2 separate regions of the Homo sapiens genome follow, and region 2 is linked to region 1. Evidence: chromatin loops called from intact Hi-C (ENCODE). Cell type or tissue: CD4-positive, alpha-beta T cell. All regions are shown on one strand. Links, peaks and the distances in the headings refer to the core of each region. The heading gives the core; the rest is flanking DNA. Region 1 holds the start of LINC00226 (long intergenic non-protein coding RNA 226). Region 2 has its middle 87 kb from the start of LINC00226.

Evidence for each region. Hi-C counts contacts between places; a loop is a spot of excess contacts. Peaks named below come from ENCODE experiments on the same cell type or tissue, not always from the same donor. Only the 100,000 strongest peaks of a DNase experiment are listed, where the experiment ranks them.
Region 2: it touches region 1 in a loop (2.6-fold over the local background); 2 of 110 quality-filtered maps call a loop at or near these places.

The regions. Positions count from the first base shown.
Region 1 is chr14:106,278,171-106,295,674 of GRCh38, reverse strand. LINC00226 (long intergenic non-protein coding RNA 226) reads right to left here and starts at 8,001. Exons shown (of 2, transcript NR_033375.2): 1 at 7,709-8,001; 2 at 7,303-7,605. It also overlaps IGH, the pseudogene HOMER2P2, the pseudogene IGHV3-25 and the pseudogene IGHVIII-25-1. In CD4-positive, alpha-beta T cell, for the core only: a CTCF peak has its summit at 8,739 (motif pointing left); a DNase peak (open chromatin) is centred at 8,774; H3K27me3 peaks cover 709 bases.
Region 2 is chr14:106,366,912-106,382,539 of GRCh38, reverse strand. It overlaps IGH, the pseudogene IGHVII-33-1, the pseudogene IGHV3-33-2, IGHV4-34 and the pseudogene IGHV7-34-1. Among named protein-coding and RNA genes, the nearest start is that of LINC00226, 87 kb to the right of the region's middle. In CD4-positive, alpha-beta T cell, for the core only: CTCF peaks have their summits at 4,155 (motif pointing right), 8,787 and 8,987 (motif pointing right); DNase peaks (open chromatin) are centred at 4,159 and 8,979.

The sequences.
Region 1 (17,504 bases), core at 4,109-12,108:
ATGGTTAAACTCCATCTCTACTAAAAGTGCAAAAAATTAGCCGGGTGTGGCGGTGTACACCTGTAATCCCAGCTACTCTGGGCGCTGAGACAGGAGAATCTCATGAATCGGGGAGGCTGAGGTTGCAGTGAGCCGAAATCGACCCACTGCACCCCAGCTTGGGTGACAGTGCAAGACTCCGTCTCAAAAAAACAACAACAACAACAAAAAGAAAGCGAGGTTAAGTCATTGAAAAATAGGAAAATATAAATGTGTATGCACTCTAATTATTTGGGAAATTTTCCATACAACTTGTATTCTGTAAACAAAATTCAGGGAGTGGAAAACAAATCAAATTAATAAAACTGATATAAGAATTCCTCTGAAGATATTAGTGTGAGCACTAACACACACTTTTGAATGGGTGTTGTAAATATTTTGGAACACACCTCTTAGGTCACATTTTAATTCTACATTTATGTAAATTATATAAAATATCGAAATTTTTTAATGTCTCCATTTTGTGCAGTTATAATTTTGGTTTCATGCCAGCAATGCATGATAGATTCCGTTCTTCCACATCCTCGTTGCCATTTGGCACTATAAGCATTGTGTATTTTAACCATTCTAATCTATTGGTGGTGATAGCTCATTGTTGTTTAAATGCACATGTCTCTAAAATTTTATATTTAATTATTTTATATAATTGTGATGAAGTGTTTGTTATGGTATTTGGCTCATTTTTGATAGCATTGTTTATTTTTGATCAGTTGTAAGTTTCTTTACATACCCATTATATAAGTCACTTAAAAAAGTACTTAGCTGGTCATGAACCCCAGGATGAGATGCAGACTGTATAGAAATCTCTAGCAATGTTACTCAGTGTGGGCAGGGATGGCATGAGATACGGGGAATAAAGAATAAAGTAACTTTCTCCATTTGGATATAAGATGTGTCCATTCACTAGAGAGTTTTCTTTCAGAAGGTTCCCATGTGAGCCAGTTTCCTTCCTGACAAGGAAATCACCCAGAGGATTCTCATAATCTCTTAAGTGAGAAAAGTTTTCCTCAAACTCCAGCTCAGTCTAGCTCACACTGTCTCTAAATGGGCAATTACTTTCAGACATGTACACACATCTGTCCCAACGTGGACTCCTCCCTCAGACAAGCACACACATTGCAATGTGGACTCTCCCCTCAGAAAACCACACATGCCCCACAATGACTCCTTCTTCACATAAGCATATATGCCTGATGCTGAACTGCTGTGTAGCAAAATTAGCTCAGAATACAAGCACTTATGGACTCTAGCCATAACAATGTGTAGATCTGCATTTTATTTTAAATTCTAAATGAACATTTTGCCTTCTTGTTAAGAACAGTGGTTTACAGCTCTACATGTAGAGACTACAGGCAGATATATGTTTCCTCTGGGAAAAGTTTATTTTCATGTATTTACTGGGTTATTTTGTTGATAAACATTCATCTATAAAGACACCTGAAAAGTGCCCTCATTAGAGAAAAAGAAAGTGTAGTTTGCAGATTAACTCTGAGCATCCAATCCCAGGAATCCTTTGATCTGCCCTCCCTGAAATCCACAGGCAGAGGGGGGATGATCGCTGATAAGTAGCAAACACATGTCCACAGGAAGGGAGACATGGAAATGTGGTCACTCCCACACTCAAGAGGAGCAGCTCATCCCCTGTCCGTAGTGGTCCTGGTGAGGAACCACCCCACACCTGTGCCTTCCTCAGTATCCACACCATGGGGTCTGTGCTGATCTGGGCTTCCCTTCTCATCACTCTCAATATTAGTGTCCTTGCGGATCAGGCTCAGCTGTGGCTGCTCCAGATGAGGCTGTTCTCAGTCTGTTCCCTCTGTGTTTGCAGAAGTCCTGTGTGAAGTTCACCGGGGGAGACAGAGGAAATAACGGTGCAGCCGGGGGCTATCTGAGTCTCTCCTGCAAAGACTCTGGATTCACCTTCACTGATTGCAGCATAAGCTTGGTCCAGCAAGCTCCAGGACCAGGGTTGATGTGGGCAGCAACAGGGAGAAATTGAAGAGGAAGCTCTCAGTGGTGCCCTCCATGAATACAAAGAATCTTCACAGTCCCCAGGACACCCTTACGTGCATGGTCTCACTGATATCTTTACTTCCTTTATCACTTTTGTTATGTAAATCACAATGAATAGTGTATTCCTCATCTATTATACATTTGTTAAGTCTTTTTTGGTGTCTTTAAAAAAACTGATAACTTTATAGTATGTAATATCCTTAAGTCCTGAAAGTGTTTTTTGATGTCTACCTTGTCTTAAATTTATACAGCTACTATAGCTTTTCTTGGTTCATGTTTTCTCATATTTATCTTTTCTATTTGTGAATATGTAGAGAAACTTTCTTGTACATAGCTAATAGTTGTGTATTGCTTTTTTATTTTGGCAGTCCTTAAATATTCTAATTTTTTATGATACTTTAAGTTTTAGGGTACATGTGCACAACATGCAGGTTTAAACAAACAACCTCATCAAAAAGTGGGCAAAGGATATGAACAGACACTTCTCAAAAGAAGACATTTATGCAGCCAAAAAACACATGAAGAAATGCTCATCATCATTGGCCATCAGAGAAATGCAAATCAAAACCACAATGAGATATCATCTCACAACAGTTAGAATGACGATCATTAAAAAGTCAGGAAACAACAGGTGCTGGAGAGGATGTGGAGAAATAAGAACACTTTTACACTGTTGGTGGGACTGTAAACTAGTTCAACCATTGCGGAAGTCAGTGTGGCGATTCCTCAGGTATCTAGAACTAGAAATACCATTTGACCCAGCCATCCCATTACTGGGTATATACCCAAAGGATTATAAATCATGCTGCTATAAAGACACATGCACACGTATGTTTATAGCAGCACTATTCACAATAGCAAAGACTTGGAACCAACCTAAATGTCCAGCAACGATAGACTGGATTAAGAAAATTTGGCACATATACACCATGGAATACTATGCAGCTATAAAAAATGATGAGTTCCTGTCCTTTGTAGGGACATGGATGAAACTATCTATTGCTTTTTTAAATCAACTATAATAAATTCTATTTTTTTTTTTGAGAAGGAGTCTCGCTCTGTCGCCCAGGCTGGAGTGCAGTGGTGCGATCAGGGCTCACTGCAAGCTCTGCCTCCTGGGTTTATGCCATTCTGCTGCCTCAGCCTCCCGAGTAGCTGGGACTGCAGGCACCCACCACCACGCCTGGCTAGTTTTTTGTATTTTTAGTAGAGATGGGGTTTCACCGTGTTAGCGAGGATGCTCTCAATCTCCTGACCTTGTGATCCACCTGTCTCAGCCTCCCAAAGTGCTGGGATTACAGGCATGAGCAATAAATTCTATTTTTAAACCAACAATATTTTTTTCTGTTAATTTTTGTTTAAATTAACATTTTATAATGATGCTTATTTCTCTATTAACATGGTATTTAATTACCTTTTTATAAATATTGTATAGTTACCATAAGATTTACAATAAAAATTGTATGTAATTAGATTCTAATGTAAATCCTGTGATGGCCTTGATATGAAGAACACAGATAGTGTAACTGTGTGCTTTGAATTCCTCCTTCTCGCCACTCTTTCTTGTTTATTCTGTTTGCACTTACATATGCTGTAAAATAGAATATGTAATTTTTTATTACTTTATACAGTTATATCTTATAGCAATTACAAATGTTAAAGAGTACAATTCATCTAGATTTTTCCATTTTTACAATCTTTATTTCTTTGTAGAGATTTCTATTTTGAGTGCATATCACATGGCTACTCGCAGAGAATCTTTGTAAAATGTGCCCTGAAACATGAATGTGCTGACAACACATATTCTCCAGATCTTTTTTTCTGACAGAATTTTATTTGCCATTCACCTTTAATGAAATTTTAATGCATGTAGAATTTCAGTTTGCATTTCACCTGTAATTTATTTTCTTGTAATTATTATTAGTTTTTCCTGGAGATGATCACACATTACATTCTGCTGGGCCTTTATTAACCATGTTTCTGCGAACCTAGTCAGGCTTGGGTTTCAAGTGTATGGTTGCCGTGGCTATCAGAGTTGAAATCAGCTTCTCCTGTTCACAAAAACTTCAGGTTCCTCTGGTGATACCTGCGTTTGTGTCCCTGTTTGGCTTTGGATCTTCACATTTCATTCTCCCCAAAGAAAGGCTGTCTCTTTCAGCTGTGGCAGGTGCATCCTGCTGACACATTTACTTGGTGACTGTTTGTGGGATGAAGGGGCTTGGACACAGGGGCACGTTTTCCAACCTTCTGGCTGAGCCTCCTTCTTAGCTATGGGTGGTGAGACTGGCTCTGATGCATGATCTTCCAAGTGTTCCTGTTCCTTCCCTTCCTCAGTGTCACAGTGTCTCTTCCCAGTCATGCTGTTTTTTCATCAGTGTCCTCAGCTTCTGACCCACTGTCCTTACCCCACAGATTCTGGATTTCATTCCTCAGGAAACAGACGGGAGGTGATTCTGGGTAGAGTTTCCCTGATGTCCTCTGTTTCCTTGTGTTCTAGTTGATTCTACCAGTGCCCACAGGACACAAGATTTAATAAATGTCTCCTGCATATAATGAAGGGGGATTCAGCATTGAACGGAGCTACTGTTCTTCCTCCCCAGTCAACACCACAGGACAGCAGGTGGGTGAGTTGTCTGGGGATTTCCCCAATTCTGTAGGAAAAGCCTGCAAGTGCCAGGAGTTTCACACTCTCACACCATTAGCACACACATCTTCAAGCAACTCATTAAACATTTCCAGGTTAGCTTTTTCCTATCTTCAATACCATGCCATGAGTGGCACCTGCCCCAGGTACTCTAATAAACGCACCCTAGTTCTCTCTGCGGGCCCCTATTTTCTCATATTTCAGGGATTTTTTTCTCTGTGACATCAACTCAGATATGGTGAGGGGTTTATTTTTTGTAATTCTTCATGTTTTTTGTTAACGAGGTCAGAATAATATCATTTTCTCAATTTTTACATTCTAACGCTTAGTATCTGATTTCTAAATAAAATTCAGAAACTAAGACAACAAATGAAGTATCCATTATTTGGTGCATTGTTAAACAATTTGAGAAATATTCATGTACTGAAATAGAATGAACCACTGAAATCAAGGCATGCCTCATTCACATAAGAACATGAGGGCATTATCAAATAATTTTGCTGAGTGGAGGAAGCTAAAGAATTCACCATCAATTTCATGTGATTTCATTTGTATAAATCACAGAAGATGCAATATTCTAAATTAACATAGAGAAGATCTGAATTTCTCTGAAAATAGGGTGGGCAGAGTAACAACGTGGTGAAATAAAATTATAGACAAGTTAGATAAAAAAAATTAGAGGTTAACTTAATTGCTAAAACATGATTGAAGTGCTGATTCAATGACTGCACACATATATCAACATTTTCCAAATGCTGCACTATCAATTTGATTTCATTATTGATTGTTTTTTTAATAAAGCAGTAACAAAAATGAATATATTGGCTGAGAAAGAGCAAGAAATGGATAAATACCGACACTTGAATAATCAAGGACTCCTGAAAATACACACATGTGAACACTGATTGTAGATTTCAGGTAAACACTAGAAAAGGCAAAATTACACAAAGTTGTTATGACAGGAGGGACATCCTGAAAACCTCTCTAGGCATGTCCCACACCACCCTGGAGCTGTCTCAGGGGAGCAGTCTCCTCCAGTGTTTAGAGGCACAGGCACGCATAATAGGGCTAACTCTGGCCAGATGTGTGATATTGGACACATTGCACAACTGCTCTGTTCTGTATGTAATTTATCTTCTCTACAAATGTAACATTGACAGTTGCATTAAATATATTCTGCAAATATGTAAAAGTTAAATAAGCTGATGTCTGCTAAATGATTACCAAGGCACAATCACATAATCTGAAGTTATATTTTCCAGAGTGATAGGATTACCTCCAGAGTTTTCCAGGACACTCTCATCTGCTCCGGGCACTGCCTTCTCCTCAGCCGTCCCACCCCTGAGCTTGCTATATAGTAGGAGACATGGAAATAGGGCCCACTCTCTGCTGATAAAAACCAGCCCAGCCCCGACCCTGCAGCTCTGGGAGAGGAGCCCAGCCCCCGAATTCCCAGGTGTTTTCATCTGGTGATCAGCACCGAACACAGAGGACTCACCATGGAGTTTGTGCTGAGCTGGGTTTTCCTTGTTGCTATTTTAAAACGTGATCTATAGAGAACTAGAGATATTGAGTATGAATGGATATGAGTGAGAAACAGTGGATACGTGTGGCAGTTTCTGACCGGGGTGTCTCTGTGTTTGCAGGTATCCAGTGTGAGATGCAGCTGGTGGAGTCTGGGGGAGGCTTGGCAAAGCCTGCGTGGTCCCCGAGACTCTCCTGTGCAGCCTCTCAATTCACCTTCAGTAGCTACTACATGAACTGTGTCCGCCAGGCTCCAGGGAATGGGCTGGAGTTGGTTGGACAAGTTAATCCTAATGGGGGTAGCACATACCTCATAGACTCCGGTAAGGACCGATTCAATACCTCCAGAGATAACGCCAAGAACACACTTCATCTGCAAATGAACAGCCTGAAAACCGAGGACACGGCCCTGTATTAGTGTACCAGAGACACAGTGAGGGGAGGTCAGTGTGAGCCCAGACACAAACCTCCCTGCAGGGCCATGCGGGTGGTTTCCTTTCTCAGCTGCAGGAGGCGGGCTTATTGTTGCAGGACTCTGGAGACTTATTAGGTTGTGATATTTTACTATGGTTATTTATCATGAACTTTTTTATTGGGAATTGTGTTTTATTAATTTTTATTTTATATGTAAGGTTATTTTTTTAAAATACATACCTTCAAGAAATAATTCTTCCTAATAATTTGCACTTGTTCTTTTTAGAGTTTTGTTAACATCTGTTGATATCAGCTACTACATAGCTATAGGGACATTAATTTACATCTATAGACATATGTGTAAATACACAAACTTATACATATATGTGGTCTTTTATATTTAATGTTATAATAAAATTATTATAACAATTATAAAATACATCCTAAAGAATGAAACATATATAGTAATCCATATTCCTTTCAATCATTGCCTATAGTTTACATAAATTGATGTCTATTTGTAACCTTAAACATAGTGTATTGGTCATTTTCAAACATCCAAGAACAAATTTCAAATGTCCTTGTCACACACACAAAAATAAAAATTTGAGGATTTGAGGTGATATATATGTCAATCAGCTCGATTCAATTATTCCATATTGCATTCATAAATCATAACATAGCTTTATTCACTATAAATACATACAACCAAAATTTCTCAATTTTCAATGAAATTTTAATTATACATATTTTATCTGTCCTAGGTCATGAATGTTTTTCTCCCTGTCCGGATGTGATTAAGATTGTCCTGAGAAACAAATTCAGCCTCCTGCCTCCTGAAGGCTTCAGGAAGCAGCTCCTAGATGGGGTGAAGCAGGCAACCCGTGTGTGTCCACAGGACCCGGAGCCTCTCTCTCCTTGGATTAGGCCCCCTCCTCAGGATTACAGGGCTCTTCAGTTTTCTCAACATGCTGTTATACCAGAGAAGCACAAAACACTTAATTTCATTATATTTTTCTTCAATTTTTCAAAACAACACAAAGGTAATAATTTTAACAATAAACATATTACAACCTACTATACATGAGACCCTTCCTGTGCTTCGAGGTTTCTTCTCAGGACTTTGTATGTATTACATGTTTTCAGTTTTTTCCTGAGATGGAATGTTGACGTCTCCTTATTACAGATTATTCTTTTAATTTGTCTCTTAGAATAATTTTTTCCAGAGCTCCTGCCCGCCCGCGCCTGGCGGAATGGAGCGGCGCCAGGGCTGAGCCAGGCGCGCAGGGGCCGCCGCACGTGCCGCGCGGGGAGCGGATGCCCAGCGGGCGGAGAGCCAGCGCCAGAGGCCGGGTCGGAGCGGCCGCTGGAGCAGCGTCAGAATGGGAGAACAGCCCATCTTCACCCCCCGAGCGCGGGTCTTCCAGATTGACCCCAACACCAAGAAGAACTGGATGCCTGCGAGCAACAGGCGGTCACCATTTCCTGTTTCTATGATGTCACAAGGAACAGCTATGGGATCATCAGTGTGGACAGCGCCAAGGTGACCATAAACAACACAATTACACAGAATATGACCTTCACCAACACGTCACAGACGTCTGGGCAGTGGGCCGACAGCAGAGCCAACACGGTGTTTGGTTTGGGGTTTTCCTCTGAGCAGCAGCTGACAAAGTTTGCAGAGAAATTCCAGGAGGTGGAAGAAGCGGCCAAGACAGCCAAAGACAAGACCCAGGAGAACATGGAGCCCTCGAGTAATCATCCTGAGAATCAGGGCGTGGAGCCCCATCTTCTACTCCGGCATCCAGTGTCAACGGGACGGACGATGAAAGGCCTCTCAGGCCGCTGCAGCCGACACGCACCTGCAGTCTGGGAACCACAAGCTGAAGGCGGCCTCGACGCAGAGCTGCCCACGGGAAGAGGTGGGAGATGGAGCTGCAGACCCGGCGGGAGACCGACTTCCGGCTGCCCACGGCGCTGCAGGAGTCGACGGCCAGTGCGGAGCAGAGGAAGAGGCCGTGAGTCAGAGTGCGACTGTGTCTCTGAGAAGATGGAGGCGGCAGAGAGAGGATCAAAACCTGGAAGATAAAGTGCGTTCCCTAAAGATAGGCCCTGAGGAGAGCAAATCCCGACAGCGCCACCTGGAGGCGCTTCCTGGTGGCGCTGGACCGGAAGATCCAGGCCTGCATAACTTCCGCCCAGGCCTCCCAGGCTGGGCACCAACAACTAGGGCTGGCAGAGGCCCGGGATCCCCACCGTGAGTCCTAAGTATGTGTGCGAGACCAGATGGCGCTAGGACGTTCCCTGTGTGCGTTGCTTCTGTAAATGCAGGCGCCGTGTGTCGTGTTTCCAAACCAGTTGTGCCATCCACTCACTCCTTTCCAGAATAGAAATCTCTCGCTTCTCTGGCCTTGTGAGGTTGTGGACAACTGGAAGATTCTGACTGAGGAAACCAGAACCAGGTCTACCTTCAACATTTACGCAGTCAGGCCAGGGATGTTTATATCGTTCATAAGGGTTGTTGGAACCATATGAACTGAAAAAAAGCATTTTCTCATCCAAATATTGATATTCTTTACACCAGGCCATCGGGCTCCTTTTATCCGATAGCATTCAGAGTATTTGAAGGTCCTCCAGGTGCCAGCCTTGGGGGCACAGGGAGAACAACATTCCTCTCCGAAAACATGGGGAAGCTTTAAAATAACTGTTTAGTGGAGACTTACCCAGAGATGGAAAACAGGTTTCTGGTGAGTACATTTTCTGGTTTGGGAATCACCTGCATCCCCGATCCTGCCCCGTGCCCCCCAGTTTGTATGGTTGTGACAATGTTCCATTTCTTTGTTTTAATTTCTGAGCAGTTGACTGTGGTGCGGGAACAGCACACAGTGAGGGTGCCTAGCACAATGCCTGGCGCAAAGTAGGTGCTTTATAAATATTTGTTCAATTAAAAAAAGAGGGAGGCTGAGGCAGGAGAATCACTTGAAGCTGGGAGGTGGAGGTTGTGGTGAGCCGAGATGGCGCCACTTCACTCCAGCCTGGCAACAGAGCAAGACTCCATTTCAAAAAAATAAAATAAAATAAATAAAATAAATAAATAAAATAAAAAATATTTTTTCCAAGCCCCACTCAAAACCATGGTATTGTTAGAGGTGTAATAGTTGGACCAACATTGAAAATACATTCCATTTAGTTCATGGGCGTGCAAATATCCTTTTTTCTTTAAAAATTGTTCTCAGTTGTAATATTACAAAAAATATTGGTAATTTATACCAATGACACAGGTTAAAATGTTGTATAAATAATTTAATGACGTTTGATTGGAAAAAATACATGTGCCACATGTCGACAATTTTTTCCTTCTCTATGAAATATATACTCATTAATAAGTTTCAGATGTTACAGTTATCTTTTTGATTTCTGGGATTTAATTTTAGTAGGTATACTTGAATGCATTTTATTAATTCCTATAATGATGTTGATATTTCATGTAGGATTTTAATACTAATTTTACTATTTACTGAATTTTAAACTATTCTACATGTTTTATTTATATAAGAAAAAAATTACATATGAGAAAAAATGCGTAGACCTGAAATGTATCACTAGAGAGTTTCTGTCAAATGTGAATACCTTTGTTCCCAACACCTAAGGTAGCCTGAAGAGCAAGTCCTTCCCCACAACATGCGTCTTTTTCTGTGCTTGCGGTCAGCTCCTGCATGGGGAAATGTTTTGATTTCTGACACTATAGATCCATTTTTTTTCTGTTTTGAACTTTATATAAATGCAATCAAACATTTTAGACCTTAATTTGGTAATGGGCTACATTGCTATTTTTTGAGGTTATTTCCTGCTATTTAAGGTATTAAATTAGATCAACATATTATCATTTATTCAAGTAATGGACTGACTCTGATATGAAACCTCAAAGTTTTCACATATATATGGAGAGAGAGAGAGAGAGAGAGAGATGAGGGAGAGAGGTTTTATATCTGAGTCAGTCTGTTAAATAAGTAAATGACAGTATTTTGATTTATTTTCCTGTAAATCGACTTTAAATTTGTTTCCAGTTTATGAATATTATAAACAAAGCTGTTACAAATGTCTTAGTGTAAGTTTTCCTATGTTGTCTTCTTTTTATTGAGAAAATATGAAGTATGTATTTATTATAAGCTTAAATTTTTTCAGTTTTATTGAGGTATAATTGAAATATTTTAATAATGTATAGGTTTAAGGTGCCCCACTTGACGTTTTGATGTTGTATTAGTCCATTCTCACGGTGCTATAAAAAATGCCTGAGACTGAGGGATTTGAGAAAAAAAGTGTGTTTAATTGGCTCACGGTTCTGCAGGCTGTACAGGAAGTGTAGTGGCTTCTCCTTCTGGGGAGAGTCAGGAAAGTTAGGATCATGGCAGAAGACAAAGGGGAGCAGGTGCGTCACATGGCCAGACCAGGAGCCACAGGAAGCAGGGAAGGTCTACACACTGTTAGGCAACTAGATCTTATGAGAACTCACACACTGTCATGAGAACAGCACCAGGAGTTTGTTCTAAACCATTCATGAAAGACCCACCCCATGTCCCAGTCATCTCCCACCAGGTCCCACCTTCACAATTGAGGATTATAATACAACATGAGATTTGGGGCAGGACACAGATCCAAACCACATCAGATACACATTGTGAAATGCTCATCATGGCCAAAGTAATTTGTATATCCATTTTCTCATGGAGCTACCATTTTATTTTTTTAAAATGTACTACATGTGTGTGTATGTGTGTGTGTCTCATGAGAACACCTACGATCTACCCGTTTAGCAAAAATCACATTTACAATACAGCATTAAATACAAGAACATTGCAGTACATTAGATCTGCAGAACTCATTCACCCTGCACAACTGGACCTCTACCCTTCGACCGACATCATCTGATTTCCCTCTCCTCACAGGCCTGGGACCCACTATTCTACTCTCTGCTTTCAAGAGCTTGAATATTTTAGATCCCACATGTAAATGAGATCATTAAGTCTTTCTGCATCTGGCTTATTCCACTAAGCATCATGTCCTCTAGCCCCATCCCTGTTGTTGCAAATGTCAGAATTTCCTTCTTTTCAAAGCCTAATAAAATTCAGTTTTCTGTGTACACATTTTCTTTACACATTCATCAATCTGTGGTCATTAAATTATTTTACAAATCTACACTATTATAAATAATCTTGCAGTGAACATGTGTTTGACATAATAATTTTATTTCTTTTGAATATATGACAAGAAGTGGGATCACCAGAGCATATGATAGCTTTATTTTTCAATATAATGAATAACCAAACCTACCACACCATGCTTTTGAAGTCTTAGTCATATTTTATTTGCCTAGGCCAATGTCCCGAAAAATTTCTCCTACATTTTCTTCAGTTTGTACATTTAAATATTGAATCCATATTCAATTAATTTTTGTCTATGGTGAAAAACTAGAAGTCTAGTTTTATTCTTCTATGTGTGGCTGTCTAAGTTTTTCAGCACCACTTACTGAATAGAGGGTTGTTTCTCCATTGCATATTTTTGTCAGTTTTGTCAAAGAACAGGTGGTTGTAGAAACTTGTCTTTATTTCTTGGCTGTCTATTCTTTTACATTATTATTATTGTTATTGTTTTTAGTAGCAGTACCATGCTGTCTTTCTTACTGTATCTGTGTAGTATAATTTGAAATCAGGGAATGTGGTGCTTTCAGCTTTGGTCTTTTTCCTTGGGATTTCTTTTGCTATTCAGGCTGTTTTTTGATTCCATATATATTTAAGGATTTTTTTTAAAACATGTAATCAATTATATTGGTTACTTGATAAAAATTGCATTGAATATGTATCTTGCTTTGGACAGTGTATTAGTCTACTGTGCATTGCTATAAATTAATGCCTGAGGCCAAGTGATTTACAAAGAAAAGAGGCTTATTTGGCTTACAGTTTTGGAGGCTGTGTGAGAAGCATGGCACCAGCATCTGCTTCTTGTGAGGGCCTCAGGAAGCTTACGGTCATGGTGGAAGGCAAAGGGGAAGCAGGCAGTGTCCTGTGGTGAGAGGGGGCACAGAAGAGGGGAGGAGGGTCGCTAGACTGTTTTTAACAATCAGATTTCAAATTAGCTAATAAAGAAATAATTCACTAATTACCATGGGGTTGATACCAAGCCATACCTGAAGGATCTTTTCCCCACAATCCAAAAACTCCTACTAGGACCCACCTCAAATATTTTGGATCACATTTCACCGTGAGATTTGGAAGGGACAATCACCTAAACTGTAGCATTTCACTCTTGTGTCCCCTGGTCTCAAATCCTTGTAAGATTGCAAAATCATCTTTTTTAAAAATAGTTCCCAAAAGTGTTAACTTGATCAACCTCCAACTGAAAATTACAAAGTCTCGCCAGGGTCTTAAGGCAATTTCCCTCCAGCTGCGTGCTGGCAAAATGTTTTAAAGAGTTATGTACTTCCAAGGTGCAATATTGCCATTGGGTAAATATTGTCAATACAAAAGGAATAAATTGGCCAAAGGCCCCACACACACCTAAAGCCTAGCAGGACAGATATTAAATCTTAAAGCTACAAAATAATCTATCTTGACTTTATGTTCTTAGTCAGGGTACACCAGGACAAAGTGGGTCCCAAAATCCTCAGGCATCTCATCCTTATGGCTGGGCACATTCCATGGGGCTAATAACACAGGCCAGAGTCAAGTGCCAGAAGTAGTTCCAGGTTGGGAGTACAAGCTGCCTTTGGATCTACCATTCTGGGATCTTGAGGGTTGTGGCTGCATTTCTGTAGCTCCACTGTGAAGTGCCCTAGTGGGGACTCTGAATGGGGTTCCAACCCCATCTTTCCCCATCTTTGGTACTGCCTTCGTAGAGGTTGTTTGTGGTGGATCCAGTCCTGTAGCAAGCTTCCTCCTGGGCACATAGGGTTCTCTACACATCTTCTGAAATCTAGGTAGAAACTGCCCAGCCTCCTTCACTCTTGCATTCTGCATATCTGCCAGAATCCAGTTATCCCAGCACCATTTACTGAACACAGAGTATTTTTTCCACATTGTTTGTTTTTGTCAGCCTTATGAAGTATCAGACGGTTTAGGTGTGCAGCTTTATTTCTGTTTCCTATTTTGTTCCGTTTCTTCTGCATATCTGCTCTTGTACCAGTACCAAGCTGTTTTTGTTACCATGTCATTATGGTGTAGCTTAAAGTTGGGTATCATGATGCCTCTGGCGTTCTTCTTTTTGCTTAGCATTGCTTTGGCTATTCAGGGTCTTTTTTGGTTCCATACAAATTTTAGAATAGATTATTTTTTCTAATTCTGTGATCAATGATGTTGATAGTTTTATGTAAATAGTACTGAATCTCTAAATTGCTTTAGACAGTGTGATAATTTTTACAATATTCCTTCTTCTAATCCATAAGCATGAAATGTTTTCCCATTTATTTGTGTCATGTATGATTTATTTATTTATTTATGCTGTGTTTTGTAGTTCTCCTTGTAGAGATCTTTCACCTTGTTTGTTACCTGTATTTCCAGGCATTTCATTTGTGTGTGTGTGAATATTGTAAGTGGGATAGGACTGTGTTCTTGATTTCACTCTCAGCTTGGACATAGTTGGGTATAGAAATGTTAGTGATTCTTGTACATTAAGTTTGTATCCTGAGACTCTACCAAAGTTGTTTATCTATTTTAGAATTATTTTGGCAGAGTCTTTAGAATTTTCTATGTATAGAATTATATCATCAGTTTGGACAGATATATCTACTTCTTTTCCCATTTAGATGTTGTATTAGTCTATTTGCACACTATAAAGAAACACCTGAGACTGCATAATTTATAAAGATTTTTGATTGTCTCATGGTTCTGCAGGCTGTACAGGAAGCATGGCTGGGGAGGCCTCAGGAACCCAACAGTCATGACAGAAAGGGAAGCATCATGTCTTACATGGCTGGAGCAGGAAGAGAGAGGAGGTAGGTGCCAAGTACTTGGAAACCACATCTCCTGAGGGCTCTGTCATGGGAACAGCACAAAAGAGGGTGAAGCATCCCCATGATCTAATCATCTCTCACCAGTCCCCACCTCCAACACTGGGAATAACAATTTGACATGAAATTTGGGTGGGGATGCAAATACAAACCATATCAGCTCCGTTTTATTTTTTCTATTGCCTGGTTGCTCTGACTAGGATTTCCAGTAGTATGCTCAATAGGAGTGGTGAGAGAGGGCATCCTTGTCTTATTTCAGTTCTCAAGGGGTTTGAGCTTTTGCTCACTCAGTATAATGTTGAGTGTGGTTTTGTCATAGATGGCTGTTATTATTTTGAGTTTTTTTTTTTTTTTTTTTGAGACGGAGTCTCGCTCTGTCGCCTAGGCTGGAGTCCAATGGCATGATCTCGGCTCACTGCGACCTCTGCCTTTCGGGGTCAAGCGATTCTCCTGCCTCAGCCTCCCATGTAGCTAGGATTATGGTTACGGGCATGCGCCATCACGCCCAGCTAATTTTTTGTATTTTTAGTAGAGACAGGGTTTCACTGCGTTAGCCAGGATGGTCTCCATCTCCTGACCTCGTGATCCGCCCGCCTCAGCCTCCCAAAGTGCTGGGATTAGAGGCGTGAGCCCCCGCACCAGGCTATTTTGAGGTATTTTTTGATGCCTAGTCTTTTGAGAGTTTTTATGAGTGAATGTTGGATCTCATCAAAAGCTTTCTCAGCATGTATTGAGAAAATCATATGTTTTTTGCTTTTATTTTGCTTACATGGAGAATCACAGTTACTGAATTGTGGATGTTGAATGAAACTTGCCTTCCAGGGGTAAAGCCTACTTGATCATGACGTATCACATTTTAAAGTGCTTCTGGATTCTATTTGTTAGTATTTTGTTGAGAAATTTTAGGTCTATGTTCACCAAGAATATTCATCTGATGTTTTCTTTTTTAATTATGTATCTTCCTGATTTTGTATCCCAAGGACACACAATGAAGGAAGGACAGTCTCCCAACAAATGATGTAAAAACTGGACATCCATATGCAAAATAAATAAAATTAGACCTTCTCTAACACCATATACAAAAATCAACAAAAATAAACATAACATGAAACCATAAACTCATAGACAACATGGAAAAATAATTCATGTCATTGATTCAGAAATGATTTATTTGAAGTTAATCCCAAAAGCAAGCCCAGCAAAAAACTACATGCAATTATATATCTGACAAGAAGTTCTATCAAAATGTATAAATAATCCATACAACTCAATAGCAAATATCAAATGACCTCATAAAAAGAGCAAAAACCTGAATAGATTTTTTTCAGAAGACACATGCATGAAAAACAGAGCATAAAAATGTCCTCAAGATGACTAATTGTCAGAGGAATTCGAATCAAAAGCACAATGACATATCACCTCACACCACTTAAAATGGCTATTATCAGCAAGACAAAAGATAAGAAATGTTGGCAAGAATGATCCACAGCCATAAAGAGAGCTTTGATTGGCCAAGAGACTGATTTCAGTAACTTTCTCCTGTGAAGAGACCACTGACCATGGACTTGTCCTGGCCAATTTCCAGAGGCTGTGCACTGTGTGTCTTTCTGCCCCTGCACAAAGCCCTTTTGATATGCAGGACCCAGCTGTAATTCATTTAGTTCTTAAGTCCTCACCCCAAAGCAAAGCTGAAATGCATGTATCATGTGTGTTTGCTTATTAGACATGAGAGCCTCCACGCCATGTGAATATCCATAGCTCCTTCTATAGCCTGCTGAGTGTGTACACTCGGCCAATCCATTTGCACAAATTTGTTTCTCATCTTTCCCTCTCTTAAAGTGCCTGCTCACAGTCTCTGTGGGAGGCTTTCCTTCCCAGCCTGTTAAGATGGCCGTCCTGCAGCTTCAACCCTTTCTGAGAAATAAAGTCTCCTTTCTAAATTTATAAACTGGGTGATTCTTCCGTTGAAAGCACAAGCTGTTGGGAAGAGTTATATGGCAATTCCATAAATGCCTGGAAGACAAGTGTGGATAGGGTAGGGTAAGAAGTCCTGGGGGCTGCACACCCCACTCTGATGGAATTTCCCTCCAGAAACTTCTGGGTTCTCAAGATGAGAATCCAAACAGATTCCCTCATGGCTCTGTCATCAGGAGAACTATACTCTGATAAGTATGCCCAGAACTTCCTCCAGACAGACCCTATAGGGAAAAAATACTTTTCAAGATCTTTATTCTGTGAGGGGAAGGGATTCTTTTCCATCCCAGACAGCTTCATCTTAGCCTTCCTGAGTCATGAAAAGGAGTATAATTAATAAAACATCTGGGGTCAGATTCAAGAAAATAATCTGTGGATGCTGCAGCCAGGAGGGGGAGTGGAGGACGGAGGAAAATCAGCTGTACCACTGAATACTCCTTGTAAATGGTACAGCCTAGAGAAAGAATAGCAAGAAATCATTGGAATTCAATTTCCAGAACATATACTGCTCCCCTACCCACCACATCACCTCACCACCAATATGATTAATCTGGATTAAAGAGAAAAGTGTGGAAAGGCACAGACTCCATCTAAGGACTAGAATTTAGGGAAACCAAAGGCAGTGGGAGAGAAAAAGTCAAGGACAGTAAAGTGACTTAAAACCTCTTAGACCAACAGCTTCAGGAACAAGGTCACATCCTCTCCCTCACTGAAATTAGATTTACCTCTCATGGGGCATCTGCAGGGTGCGCAGGTGAGAACTGGCAAAGAGAACATGAAGGCACTTTCCAAATCTCCATTAGTACCTAGCTCGCTTTAGCTGTTTGGAAAAAGCAAAACCACAACAAACATAACCAGGACTAGGATCAGTGTTGGAAGCACTTTTCACTGGCA
Region 2 (15,628 bases), core at 4,114-12,113, 87 kb before region 1:
GTACCTCTTTTGATTTCATACATTAGTATAATGGCATAAGATATTTTCTATATAGTCTGCATTCCATCCTGGAATTCCTAATCACCTATTTTTTTAAAATTTCTTGTGGATTAAGATTGTATTAGTCAGTGTCCCCTAGAGGGACAGAACAAGTAAGATACACATACACACACACACACACACGGAGTTTATTAAGGAGTATTAACTCACACTATCACAAGGTCCACAATAAGCCATTTGCAAGCTGAGGAGCAAACAAGCCAGTCCAAGTCCCAAAGCTGAAGAACTTGGAATCCGATGTTTGAGATGAGGAAGCATCCAGCAGGGGAGAAAGATGTAGGCTGGAAGGCGAAGCCAGTCTAATCTTTTCATGTTCTTCTGTTTACTTTTTATTCTGGCCACACTTGCAGCTGATTAGATTGTGCCACCCAGATTAAGGGTGTATCTGCCTTTTTCAGCCCACTGGCTCAAAGGTTAATCTCCTTCGGCGACACCGACACAGACACACCCGGGATCAATACTCTGCATCCTTCAGTGAGATCAAGTTGGCACTCAGTATTTAGCATTACAAGTCCACCCTTTGTCAACTTGAACCCATACACATCTCCTGAGATTATACATAATCTTCAAATAAAGACAAGAATAAAGTCATAATTATGCCTAATAATACAATTATTCTTCTTACAACTGGAAACACACCAATCCCCAATCCAAATGGTACTACATATGCTCCACTCCCTCAAGGACACAGCCAGGATCATCTGATGACTTGGTGTCTAGATGGCTTCAGCACTTTTAATTTTACCTCCAATGTTAGACTCCACTTTATCAATGCAGATGTAGCAGAATATTTTAAGACATTGATATGCTGAAAAATTCAACAGTTCATAAAAGTTGCCTTCCCACCACAGCCAGTGGTTACTACTGAATAAGGACCTGCCATCCTCTAGGGAGAAGCTATAATGGATGGGGTGCACTGTTGGTGGTTATGGAAATCGATCCATCGTGGCAAATGGCAGCATCTTTCTTTGATAACATTATATTCTATTGTGCATATATACCACATTGTCTTTATTCATTTGTCTATCTACTGACAGATTTTTTCCATATGTTTGCTGTTATTAATAGTGTTTCAATAAACATAGGATGCAGATATCTTCACAAGGTGGTAATTTCATCTCCTTTGGATATACTCCCAGAAACAGGATTCCTGGTCATACAATATTTCTGGCTTTAATTCATTTAGGAGCCTTTATACTGCTTTCCATAATTGTGAAAATGTAGAATGGTATAGCCATTATGAAAAACAGTTTCAGTTTTGAGGTATGATCTGTAAACAAATAATGTTTGTTATGGCTCTCAATGAGAGTTTCTACTAAATATGATGGAAGGTCAGGAAGGTCTCTCACCTTAAAGCAGGGATGGATTATGCCTCTTATTTCCTAAAAGCAAAAGATTGGAAGCATGCATGATGGAGGTGGTTGGCAGGTTTCAGGATGATCTCATAAGAGGAGAATCTGTTGGATAAAACTGTTGGGTTTTCAGTCATAGACACACCTACACTCAATATGAAATGATGAAATCAAGTGAGGATCTAGAATGTGTTCGCTTGAAGCAACAGCATATTCTCAAAGGCACCTATTGCTCCATCACAAGGGTGATGAACTTTTGAAACCAGTAAAGTGTGAGAGCACAGTAAGTGATAAAGTTATCACATTTACATGAAGTTTGTTTAATGTGCCAAGGGCTCGCACAGATTAATCATAAATAAACACAATGTATTTTAGCATACATAGATGTCTAGAGAAGAATCTTCTTAGAGAAACTTCTTCAGGTTACAGAAATCTGTGTAAGTTGTAGATCTAATGGAGAAGTGTCTATGAATACTGGTCTGTTTTTGAAGTATGGAAAGATGATCTCTTTTGGAGTAGGCTTGCGATTGTGTTGATTTCTTAATTGTTTCTTGAGTTGTAACAAAAGAACCAAAAAAATGACTAACCGGAGTTTCATGGCTGTGTTGATAAAAATTTTTCATAAGCTTTCTGTCAATTATTTGAGACCAGATTTCCTGATTTTTTTCTCCAATAGATACATGTTCACAAGATCTCAGGAAACCACCTCTCAGGTGCTTTAGTTTAAAAGACTAGCTTCCTAGAAAAAGAAGATTCTGTCTAACCATGACAAGTTGGTTTCATCTGCAAACCATCAAGTTTGAGACCTCATTGTCAAGAATCATAAAAATTTTAACTCCAATGTACTGAAAATCATAAATCTCGAATTTAATGTTGATAGGCATTGACAAAATGGTTCATTCTTGGATGCGTCCTATGTTGCTGGCTCAACATATCAGTTAATTGAGAATCCTCACTTAGCTCCCTCTGTTTGTAGCACTGAGTTGATTGTCAATCTTCAGAGTCATCCGTTGAAGGAGAGTCCTGAGGTTCATGGGATTCTTGTAGACACTCAGGGGAACAAAAGAAAGAAACAGAATTGAGGGCTGCCAGCCATTTCCACATCACTAGGAATAATTACCATCTAAGTATAAAGGTCTGCATCATTCAGAACACCCTGCATGACAGGCTGATGCAAAAAATCCAACCCTACAGAGGCTCCACAGCAACCTTTACAGTTCTTTCCGGGAAGAAATAATCTCCAAGTTAAGTGAGTCAGTAAAGCTGCTCTGAGCTACAGTAAAAATTGGATTGGGCCCGATTTGTCTGAGTTCAGTGTAATTATTATACTCAGCTGCTGCCCCAATATAGACTGAGGATGGATAATTTAAATGAGCCTGGCTATGTGGTTTGTTATATATCTGAACTAAATAAACATAAAGGGCCTGTCTGGACTAGCGTGAGGGTGAGAGATCCTGGGAGCCCCAGCCCCCCATACTCTTATCTCCCTTCCTCCAGGAACCTCTAGGTTCTCAGGGTGAGAATCCACAAGATCCATTCATGGCTCTATTACCAGGAGACCAAAATCTCTGACCTTGTTCATACAGACAAACAGGCGAAGGACATTTTTAGATCCTTATCTATGTGGCGAAAGGCAATCTATCCCCATTACAAGCCTTACCAGCAACCTTCCTTTGTCATGAAAATGGGTAAAATTAGCCAATAGGATTACATTTAAGAAAATTTTCCTGTGATGTTCCAGCCAGAAAACAGCAAAAATCAGCTTCACACCTGGAGACTTCTTGCATCGGTCACAGCCCAGAGAAAGAAGATCACCATAGCATTAAAATGCAACTGTAAGAACATGTAATGCTTCCATGTTCCACGCATTACGTCTCACCAGTTTAGTCAATATGGATTAAATATGAGAGTGTGGCAATTCGCAAACTCTATCTGAGGAGGAAAATCGGATAAAAAATGTTATGAAAAATAAAGCAATTTGAAGCCTCTGACTTCAGCAACTTCACCACTAATGAAATGATGTAACCCTCATTGGCCTCAAATTTAGTTTTCACGGGGCATCTGCAGGGTTCCAAAGTGAGACCAGGTGAATTCAATGTGCATGCACTTCCCAAGTGTCCACTTGTATTCTGTTTCTTTACTTCTGTTTACAGAAAGTAGACACATATTCAGTCTTAGTACCAGTGTAGGGAGCGCTTTCCATGAGATGGATACCAGAAAAAAATGGCAAACATGGGATCCGTTAATATAAAAATTAGCCACGATGTATATATATATATGTGTGTGTGTGTGTGTGTGTGTGTACACACGCGCGCGCATGTGTGAGTTGAATAGCAGAGTTGGAGTGGGTTTCTATCCACATGTACCTGCACCTGCAGGTATTCTCAGGTGCCATAATCAACTGTAGGACCCTAAAGGAAATAAGAGTCTCCCCTCAACCCCTGAAGAGTGTTTGGGTTCACCGTGTGTCCAATGATTCTGTGCCTCTTGAGCTCCAGGAAAGGGCTCCCTGGTGATGCATGAGATCTTTTCTTGGAGTCTCTCTGCAGAGTTCACTGGGTTTCCTAAAGGCAATTCACTATTTCAAAAGATGGTGTGAGGAGCATGTGGTGTCCCTAAAGGAGAATTCTGAGCCAGGGCACAACCACTTTATACTGAGCTGGATACACTGGTAGGAATATACTCTGTCAGCTCAGATAGAAACCTCCCTGCATGGTTGGGGCTGGGCTGCAGGGGGCGCTCCGGATACACCCAGCACAGGCTCCCGCCCCAGAGCAGGTGCACAGGAGGCTGGGGAGAGGTTCCTCCCAGGGCCTGGGACTTCCTTTAAAAATATCTAAAATAAGTATTTCACAAAGACTGCTGAAGTTTGTATAAATATCTATTCAATTGTGAGCATTTATCAAACTGGATGTTGTAATGAGAACCACTTTTACAATGGGGATTTCAAACTCTGCTGGAGGTCAGGAAGAGATCCTTTCTTATAAATAAATGCAATTTTTGGATAAACACAGTCATTCCCTAAATAACGCATTCACATATTATGGTCTAGAAATGATGCAAGTTGACCCTGAGACAGTCAAATGTGGTTTCAAAGTGAGGTGCTGTCCTTGAGGAGCTTGTTCTCCAGTGGGGGAAGCTCTGTCAACACAGAGTTCAGGGATGTGTAGGGGACACATGGCCTCTAACAGGATTACGGCTTGAACCCTCAGCTTCTACAGTTGTGTCACCCATGTGTCTGTTTCTCATACTGGGTCAGGAATTGGGCTATTAAATAGCATCCTTCATGAATATGCAATTAACTGAGGTGACTATAGTATCTCCGTTCCCTGAGAGCCTCACCCAACAACCACACCCCTCCTCTGGAGAAGCCCCTAGATCACAGCTCCTCACCATGGACTGGACCTGAAGGATCCTCTTCTTGATGGCAGCAGCAACAGGTAAGGGGCTCCCCAGTCTCAGGGCTGAGGAAGAAACCAGGCCAGTCATGTGAGACTTCACCCACTCTTGTGTCCACTCCACAGGTGCCCACTCCCTGCAGCTGGTGCAGTCTGGGCCTGAGGTGAAGAAGCCTGGGGCCTCAGTGAAGGTCTCCTATAAGTCTTCTGGTTACACCTTCACCATCTATGGTATGAATTGGGTATGATAGACCCCTGGACAGGGCTTTGAGTGGATGTGATGGATCATCACCTACACTGGGAACCCAACGTATACCCACGGCTTCACAGGATGGTTTGTCTTCTCCATGGACACGTCTGTCAGCACGGCGTGTCTTCAGATCAGCAGCCTAAAGGCTGAGGACACGGCCGAGTATTACTGTGCGAAGTACACAGTGTGGAAACCCACATCCCGAGAGTTTCAGAAAGCCTGAGGAAGGAGGCAGCTGTGCTGAGCTGAGGCAGTGGTACAGCAGTTTTCTGAACTTCCATAGTATCTCATTTTGCATTGAGTTCCGCTTTAATATTAGCCAAGAATATGGGATAGACGGGTGCTCCTAAGAGATCCTTAACTTGCCCATTTTGATGGGTTTTCCCAAAGACGTGAGAAGCCACTTTTTTCGCAAAGCATCCCAAAGCCATGCCCTGCTCCAGAAACACGTGTATCCATTTCCTGGTCTTTGATTAACTGACAAACTCTCATCAGCGCACCTGGGCTAATTTCACATCAGGTAGAAATATGTGCTTTAAAGCAAGGCTAACGTTGTAATAGCAATTCCTGCTTAATAACCTTCAGCATTGTTGTTGTGTGCTCCATCAACTAATTACGTTAGTTCAAGGTTCTCAATGGGAGTTTCTAATAAATATAAGGGATGTATAGAAGTTCCCCTAATTAAAACAATTGTGAAGACAACCTCAGTGTTCAACCATATTTCAACCCTTCACCACAAAGGAACTTTCATCTCTCCTGGAAGTTGGGTTCATTTTCAAATTAGTTTTTTTATTTTAATATCTCAAGATTATTGTATGTGACTATTTTAGCAGAAAGTGAATTATGGGAACTTGAACTAACCAACTGAAAATACATTCAGAACTAATTAAACAAGATGCCAGAATGTGATTGGCTCCAGGCATTTTAAATTCAACAGGTTATGTAACCAGGCTTTAAATTTGCACATCTTCGTGTTACCTTCATGACACAGTCAACTCCCATTATGTAAGAAATGGTGAGTGCATTCCCAAGGGTCTTGCACAGTTATAAAAATAGACTTGATGAGGTGAGGAGTTGTTTAAATTCCCCTCTGAAGAAGCAGCATCAACCCAACAAACCACTCTCTTCCCTCTGTGACTAGAGCTCTGTCACAGGCCACATGGACCTAAATCCTTGATGGAGATTACAGGACTACGTAAATTGGACTGATCGTTTTTATGCTGTTAAATTAATAGGTGAGTCTGCACTCCAGCCTGGGCAACAGAATAATCTTGTCTGTAAAATACAAAAGAAAGATAAATTAATAGATACTGACTTTGACATTTCGGATAATAATATTTTCATAAACCGAATTTAATTATACCCACATTGTTACCTACACCTTCACTGAAAAGTTCCTAGTTATGTTGAGTTCCATCAACACTCCACATGTTCAAATCTGGACATCCAAGAGAGTCTAGAGAATAAAACGCAATGAGGGCAGTGAAACTTGCGTATATTCAGCACCTCTTAACTCAGGAGGACTCAATACACCCTGGAACACTCTGCTTTTCTGAATGGCTCACAATGACTCCAGCTCACTCTCCAACCTCCTCAAACATCTGGCCTCTGTTTGCCCTAAGTTCACGCTCTGCTCTTAGTCTATGTTCTGAAGTCTTTGTAGAGGTGAAAATGAGCTGTCAGATGGATCTTCCTTCTCACTGCAACATGGAATTTGCTATTTCACTTAATGACCACTCTTTCCACAATGGTTGATTTCTTTTGGCCTGTTCATTACTGGTGATTTTCAAGGGAATCTCAGTTGAATCTTTACTGTTTTGCATTTTGTCTCCATGACAATGTTGGGAAGTTTTTCTTCTAGCAGCATAACATGATCTAGTGACCTGACACATTTGCAGCAAACAATACCTACAAATTCAGAAGCTCTTTGGTTTTCTTTCCACGAAATATAATTCTTGCTCTTCTGTGTATGAGCACATCCTAGCATCCCTGTACACACCCACGTAGATGTCTACACGCCGATGAAATATTCCCTGTAAATAAAAAAAGTATCTCAGTTTCTCTCAATGTTCATAATTCTCCTGAGGGTGAGGAAGGTACTTCTGGGTCTGCTCAAACAAATGGCCCAGAGACCACCTGGTAGGTAGGTAAGGAGCTCACCTCGCTCTGGATATTGAGTCTGTCTCTTTCCCTCTGTCGTCTCATAGAAGGCCAGCCCACTTGTTCAGCTCCTAAGAAGAGAGCCCAGGTTTATCCAGATTATACAACACAACCAGCTTCTGATGACTCTCCTGTTACAACATCCATGGAGATATTTTGTGTATTATATAATTCACCAAACTAATGTGAAATGCCCAAGTTGCAATACTGCACACCCTAGGGTATGTTCTTGCAATTCAGCGGAGGAGAAATTCTTTCAGAGACAGATGGATCTGAATTGGTAAATATGTGGGTACGAATTCTGGGCTTGAGTGTCATTGTCCAGCCATGTTTCACAGGTGTGACCTGTCAGGGAAGAACCAGAGTTCCTTGTTCTCTCAGAGGGTAGAGCTCACAGAGGTCCTCTCTGGTTCCCAGGAAAGGTAATTTCACTAATCTTGGTGATGAGACTATCCTCCAGTGCTGATGTACTATAGAGTTTTCATCTGAAGCTGTCACTGCTATCCCCAATGTACATCTTTTCACACAGAAATGTTTAGAGGTCAGGCCATATTCTCAGGGTTACACATTGAGAAGGATGGAGATATATTCTACTACCTTCTCCTGAGATCTCACACACAATCTCAAATTTCAAAAGGTCTCAGAAGGGCAGCTCTCAGGTACTATTTAAAAATAACCCACTTCCTGGGACAGGTAGCATCCTTCTAACCATGATGGATGTTCTGAACTACAGTACACATTGCATGGATCCAGGTTTGTCTCAATTCACTGTGATTATTACACTCAGCAGCTGTTTCAATATGTCTGAAGGGGTAAATGACAATTTAGGTGACCTGGGTGTATGGTTGGTGTTATATGAATCTTTAAATGTAGAACAGTATTAACTGTATTCCAAAATCTGTCTTTGATCCATGATCACACTTGTCTCCCAGACCAGCTCCTTCAGCACATTTCCTACCTGGAAGAAGAGGACTCTGGGTTTGGTGAGGGGAGGCCACAGGAAGAGAACTGAGTTCTCAGAGGGCACAGCCAGCATACACCTCCCAGGGTGAGCCCAAAAGACTGGGGCCTCCCTCATCCCTTTTTACCTATCCATACAAAGGCACCACCCACATGCAAATCCTCACTTAGGCACCCACAGGAAATGACTACACATTTCCTTAAATTCAGGGTCCAGCTCACATGGGAAGTGCTTTCTGAGAGTCATGGACCTCCTGCACAAGAACATGAAACACCTGTGGTTCTTCCTCCTCCTGGTGGCAGCTCCCAGATGTGAGTGTCTCAGGAATGCGGATATGAAGATATGAGATGCTGCCTCTGATCCCAGGGCTCACTGTGGGTTTCTCTGTTCACAGGGGTCCTGTCCCAGGTGCAGCTACAGCAGTGGGGCGCAGGACTGTTGAAGCCTTCGGAGACCCTGTCCCTCACCTGCGCTGTCTATGGTGGGTCCTTCAGTGGTTACTACTGGAGCTGGATCCGCCAGCCCCCAGGGAAGGGGCTGGAGTGGATTGGGGAAATCAATCATAGTGGAAGCACCAACTACAACCCGTCCCTCAAGAGTCGAGTCACCATATCAGTAGACACGTCCAAGAACCAGTTCTCCCTGAAGCTGAGCTCTGTGACCGCCGCGGACACGGCTGTGTATTACTGTGCGAGAGGCACAGTGAGGGGAGGTGAGTGTGAGCCCAGACAAAAACCTCCCTGCAGGTAGGCAGAGGGGGCGGGCGCAGGTACTGCTCAAGACCAGCAGGTGGCGCGCGGCGCCCACAGATCCCGAGGCCGGGTCCGGAGCAGGTGCAAGGAGGGCGGGGCTTCCTCAACAGCTCAGTGGTCTGTCTCCTCGCCAGCACCTCAGATGTCCCCAGGACTCTCTTTCTTTATTATCTGTGGTTCTGCTTCCTCACATCCTTGTGGCAGGGAAGAAAGGAGGAAGACAATTTTTCTGTTTACTGTTGAGGTTTCACCAATTACTAGAAACTTTCCTACAAGTTCCTGCATGACTCATTTTGCCATATATGGATTCTCACCATCTCTTGATTTGTTTCATCAATCGAATTGTGCCCTATTTGAAATTAACTTACTGAAACCTTAAATCCAATGGATCTATACTGGAATTTTAATGATGTAATTGAGGTTAAATGTGGTCAAAGTGTGAGACCCTAATGCAATAAACCGTTGTCTTTATAAGAAGAGGAAGAGACACCAGAGACCTCTCACTTTTCACGTGCACACAGAGAAGAGGCCATGTGGAGACGTAGTGCACTAGAAGGTGGCCCTGTGCAAGCCAGGAAGAAGCCATACTAAGAACCAATTTTGCCAGCTCCTTGATCTTCGACATTCAGACTGTAGAATTGTAAGAAAATCAATATTTGTTGTTTAAGCCACCCAATCCTGTTGTCTTCTTACGAAGACCCAAACTGACTAATACCACCTAACTCTGTTAGCTCTGTCTCCTGGAGGGAGAAGCAGCCCCCTGAGGCTGGGCACTGCATCTCTCAGATTTCCACGTGAAGTAGGCAAAAATAGTAGTTCTCATATAAAAATGTGTCATGGCTCTGTTGGCCATTTTTGAGCATGGTCTCTGAAACCAGCCCTGGTGTGTGTGTGTAACAAATGTCCCTTATCTTTTATTTGGACATAACAAATAGACGATAGGTACCAGCTGGATGGAGATTGGCCACTGATCATCTTCTGTTCTCCTTAGTATGTCACAGAAAACCACACCAACATCACCAGCATCACTGTTTTTCTTCTACCACCTCAAACGGACTACAGAAATGATCCCTGCAGTATGGTCTATTTCTTCGGCTTTCGAAATTTGCACTGAATCTCTTCCTAAATGGGGAGCTACATGGGGTCTGAGTTTTGTTCCTTTCTTCCCAGTCTTCCCCAAGTACCAAGGACAGAATAGACTTAAAATTTGGCCATCAATGCCCCCAAACACCACATCACTTTCTAAAATCCACATCCTGCATCCATCCTTCTCTGGACACCCCTCATCAGGCTACCCAGGAATGGCCAGAATCTGGTATCAGCTTATGGGCTGAGGCCACGAGTTATACACATGTGTGATTTCAGTCACACACACTCTACTTCAGGACCACACCTGTGTTCTGAGGAGCTCAGGCACCTGCTGATCTCAGTAATTCTCTAATAAATCACACACCTCTTATTAATAAAGGTCCAGATGGCCCCATCAGCTGCAGAGCAGTGGAGTAAAGCTCATGGGTGGGTCCATCAGGCAGAAGTCAGACAATGGAAGGGATGGCTGGTCACTTCCATTTTCACTGATGTTCGCAATGAATTTTAATGGAATAAAACAATATTAACTACAAAGAGACAGAAAAGAAGACTGGCTCGTCAAGATATTTAAGGACAAGGAACTTTATTTGGGGGGAAAGTGAAAGACACTTCTAAATGGAAATCCCTAAAGCACATACAGCAGCTGACAGAGTGGCCACTGTGCACATGAGGGCTGAGGAGATGGATGGTAGAGTCCATTCCTGCAACATGTCTCTGGGTGTGTGATGGTTAGACTCCTCATGCATATGAATATAAGAGCTGGACTCATGGAGAAAAAAAGGGCCATATCCCATAGGAAAGGAAGAAAAAAAAACAGATGGGCACCCCTGGAGAGAGCTCATTAGATTTGGTGTGTTTAAGATGAAAATTTCTTCCAAAAATTGTAATGTTCTAAGCTAAATATGAATCTCTTCAATAAACTGAGAATAGGAGAATGGAGCTAGGACTTGAGAGAGGAAACAAATCTTGAGAGAGCAGAAAGCAAATCCACAAAAACTGTCACATGACAGAGGTCAGAATGGAGCTGATGTAGCTACTTCACTATTCTGCAGACTTATTGACCATGTGGAGAAGGGGCTTGAACAAATGGAGACGTTCTCCAACCTTCTGAATCAGCCTCCTTCTTATGCATGAGTAGAAATCATAGTTCTGGGGGTGACCTTCCCAATTTTCCTGTCCATACCTCTTCCCCCAGGGGTAGAGTGTCTTCCCAACCACAATGGTTTCTCACCAGTGTTCTCAGCTTCTCCTCCATTGTACTTACCCTGCAGATTAAGAATTTCTTCTAGATGGAGTTCTTTGGGAATTTTCTGTTTTCTTTAGTTTCTGTTGACTCCACCACACCCCCATAGGATACAGGTTTTATTGGATTTCCCCTGGAAATAGTGGGGGTGGATCCAGGCGTTCAACAGTCCTCGCTGTTCTTCCCTTCCTGTCAGCACCACAGGACAGCAGATAAGGGAGTTGACTGTGGATTTTTCAAATTCCTGGGAAAAGCCTGCAAGGACTAGTAGATTCACACTCTAATACCATTAGCACATGTATCCAAAAAGAAACCTCACTAAATATTTCCAGGTTAGCCTGTTCCTCTCTCAGTGCCATCCAGTGGCACCTGCCCTGGGTTCACGAACATGTGGGCCCCAGTCCTCTCTGCTGGCATCTCTCTCCTCACATTTCAGTCTTCTCGTTAGCTCTGTGAAAGCAGCTCAGATATGTTAAAAGGTTTTCTTCTTCATTTATTCAGTTTTTCAGGTTTACTGTTAAGGAGGTCAGAATAAGATCATAGTTTCCTCATTTTTCACATTTGCACGCTGAGTAGCCACTTTCTATATAAAAGCCAGAAACTAAGGGAACAAATCAAATATCCATATCCACTACAGGTGAACGTTAAAAAATTTGACATATGATTATGGACTAAAGTACAATGCAGAATTAGAATCAAGGCATCCTCATTCTCATAAAAGCATGTCTACATTCTCAAATAACTCTGCTGAGTGAAAGTAGCTGAAGAATTAAGAGTGCACTTCATAAACTTCTAATTGTATAAACTGCAGAAGGTACAACTATTCTAAAGTAACAGAGCAGATTTGAAATTTGGGAGAAATGGGTGTTGAAAGTAATTGGGTGGTGAGATGAAATTACAGAGAAGTGACAGAAAGATTTAGGGGTTAACTTAATTGTACACAACCTGATTAAAGTTTGCACACATACGTTACCATTTTCCAAATGGTGCAGTGTAGATTTGAATTAATTATTAATTGTACTTAAAGCAGTAACAAAGAAACAAATGAATATGTTGGTTGAGGAGGAGCAAAAAATAGATGGGTATGAACACTCAAAACATCTCAGACTCTTGAAAGTACACATGCTTGAACACTGGTTTTCTCTGTATACTTTAGGTAAAGAGCAGAATACATTAAAAGAAAACAGAGATGTCCTGGCGGGGGTGGAATCCTGCAAACCTCACTAGGCGTGTCCCACACTGCCCTGGAGTTGTCTCAGGGGAGCAGTCTCCTCTAGTGGTCAGAGACACAGGCATGGATAATGGGGCTAATACTGTCCAGCTGTGTGACCTTGAACACATTGTATAAACACTGTTCCATATGTAATTTATCTTCCTTAAAATGTAACATTGACACTTGCATTAAATGTATTCTACAAATATGTCAAAAAGAAGATGACGACTGCTAAATGATTATCAAGGCACAATCATATAATATAATGATATTTTCCTGAGTGATAAGATGACTACCAATCTCCCCCAGGGCACTTTGTCTGCTCTGAGCCCTGCGCCTCCTCAGGATTCCCATCCCAGAGCTTGCTATACAGTAGGAGACATGCAAATAGGTTTCTCCCTCTGCTGATGAAAACCAGCCCAGTCCTGACCCCACAGCTCTGGGAGAGAAGCGCCAGCCCTGGGATTCCCAGGGGTTTCTATTTGGTGATCAGGACTAAAGACAGAGGACCCACCATGGAGCTTGGGCTGAGCTGGGTTTTCACTGTTGCTGTTTTAAAAGGTGAACTAGAGAGATTGAGCGTGAGTGGATACCCTTGAGAGAAATGGTGGATTATGTCTGGGAGTTTCTGACCAGGATGTCTACGAGTTTGCAGGTGTCTAGTGAGAGGTACAGCTCGTGGAGTCCGGAGAGGACCCAAGACAACCTGGGGGATCCTTGAGACTCTCCTGTGCAGACTCTGGATTAACCTTCAGTAGCTACTGAATGAGCTCGGTTTCCCAGGCTCCAGGGAAGGGGCTGGAGTGAGTAGTAGATATACAGTGTGATGGAAGTCAGATATGTTATGCCCAATCTGTGAAGAGCAAATTCACCATCTCCAAAGAAAATGCCAAGAACTCACTGTATTTGCAAATGAACAGTCTGAGAGCAGAGGGCACAGCTGTGTGTTACTGTATGTGAGGCACCAGGTAAGAGGACATCAGTGTGAACACAGACACAGTTTCCTGCAATGACAAGGGAGGAGGCTGGGCTAAAAGGGGCACTCAGGACCCACTGAAAACGGGCAGCTCTAGGGCAGGTACAGATGGTTATCATGGGCTGCTTTCCTTCAGGGTCTGTGGCCTCCTCTGCATCTACCAGTTCCCCTCGGAGCCTCTGGACATTTATGTTTCTGTGGCCACCCCTGACATCTCTGGATTAGAAAAGTTTATTATAGGAAGAGGAAACATTCTCATTTGTCCCAAAGCAGATGTAAGTAATGGAAGCAAAAAATGCACAGGAGGCCAGGCGGGGCTGTAGATACTGTCACCCCAGAATGTCAATCTCACCACTAGTACTGGAGAGGGAAGGGAGTTTGATGGACCTTCCCTAACAACCCTGTGGTCCAAGATAAGTCCAGGAAGACCATTGGTGCCTCCCAGAGCACAGTTGTCCATCAGGGATGTCCAATGCGTCCCAGCAGCAGCCATGCCTCAGTGTCTCCACTGTGCACAGCCACTGTCTGGGAGGAGCTCCCAGGATGGGTGTCTTTGGCACACACCAGGTGGCGGGTGTTAGAGTGCAGTGCAGCAGCTGGCTGCCTGTTCTATTGGGCTCCCTGATGCTGGAGAGATGGGAGGTGCATTCGCAGGGCCAGCACCCTGTTTGTGAATTTTTATATAAAAACCCTGATTTTACTTCATTTTTGCAGATGACATAGATAACTAAAAACAGAATCTGCAAAGAAATTGTAATTTTCAACTTTACCCCAAATTCATTGTTTCTTAATTCTGTGCAAGATCCAGACATATTATTGCCTTCCTCATGATAATTTATTCTATGTAAAACCGAAATCATTTTTTCTCCTACTCTTTGTTTCTGTTCAAGTACAGAGATCTTGAGCAAAGTAAGTTGGGTTCTTTCCACACACTAACCCTCACCTTCCCCAGAGAATGAGCAGAGATTGTCCTCAGTCTGAGTCTAAGGGAGGAGCTGTTTCTGCACAACTCAGAGCCTGCAGAGACCCCCAGGTGCAGCTTCAGTGAGTCAGACATTTCTCCATGTGGGCGACCTCCAGTGCCTGTGACTGCTGCTCAGGCCTAATTGTTGGTTAAGTATTACGACACCCTTTAGGTGATCACATCTCAAGCCTATTCTGAAAATCACCATGAACAGAGATAGTTCAATGGCCATTCTCCTGACATAAGTTTCTCTTTATTACTTGGTTCCAAGTATGGAGAAAAATGTGACCCTATATTTGTCTGAATCCAACATCAGCATCCACGGCATTACGCTAGGAGACTCACTAATTGAGCACAAGTGAGCTCGTTATTCTCATAGAAATGTAAGTATTTGGAAATTTCAGCGTGTTCTCCAGAACCTGTGGCTGCCAACAACTGTATTTCTCGGTGCACTCTTGGCCTGGTGAAGCCTTCACAGAACCTCTCCCTCACCTGTGCCATCTCTGCATTCTCCATCACAACCAGTGTTTCCTTCTGGAGCTGCATCCATCAGCGCCCCCATGGGAGGTACTGGAGTGGATCGGGTGCATAGGTCATGGAGGGAGCACAGATTACTCCCCTCTTCTCAAGAGTCCAGTCACCATCTCCAGATCCATGTCCAAAAAGTACTTCTTCTTACAGGTGAACTATGTGAGCAACAAACACATAGCCATGTATTTTAGAGCAAAAGACACAGTGAGGAAACCACAGTGTGAACTCATACCCAAGCCTCCCTGTGGGGGTGCATAGGACAGCCAGGGTTACTCAGGACACCAGGCTCCCTCAGGACACCAAGGGGCACTCAAGACCATTGTAGAGGCATGCAGGTAGCTGGGGGCTCTCAGGAACCATGGGGGAAAATCAGGACACCAAAGGGTGCTTGGTACAGCAGGGGGCTCAGGATTATTGTGGGGATTCAGAAAGAGCAGGTTCAAGGCTCAACCTCAGGGCATGTGCAGCTGGTGTGAAAAGGGGCTGGATGAGGCGTTTTGTGTCACCATCATGTTTCACCACCAGACACCCTCCACTACCTCTATTCTAATGCATGTGTTTGTATGATTAGAAAATGATATTGATATAAATATATAACCATAGCTAGGTGTGTCAAGTTGTCCTCTCCATCTTATATCAGCCTTGTCTGTAAGGACTAATTCCCCATAATTACTTGAGA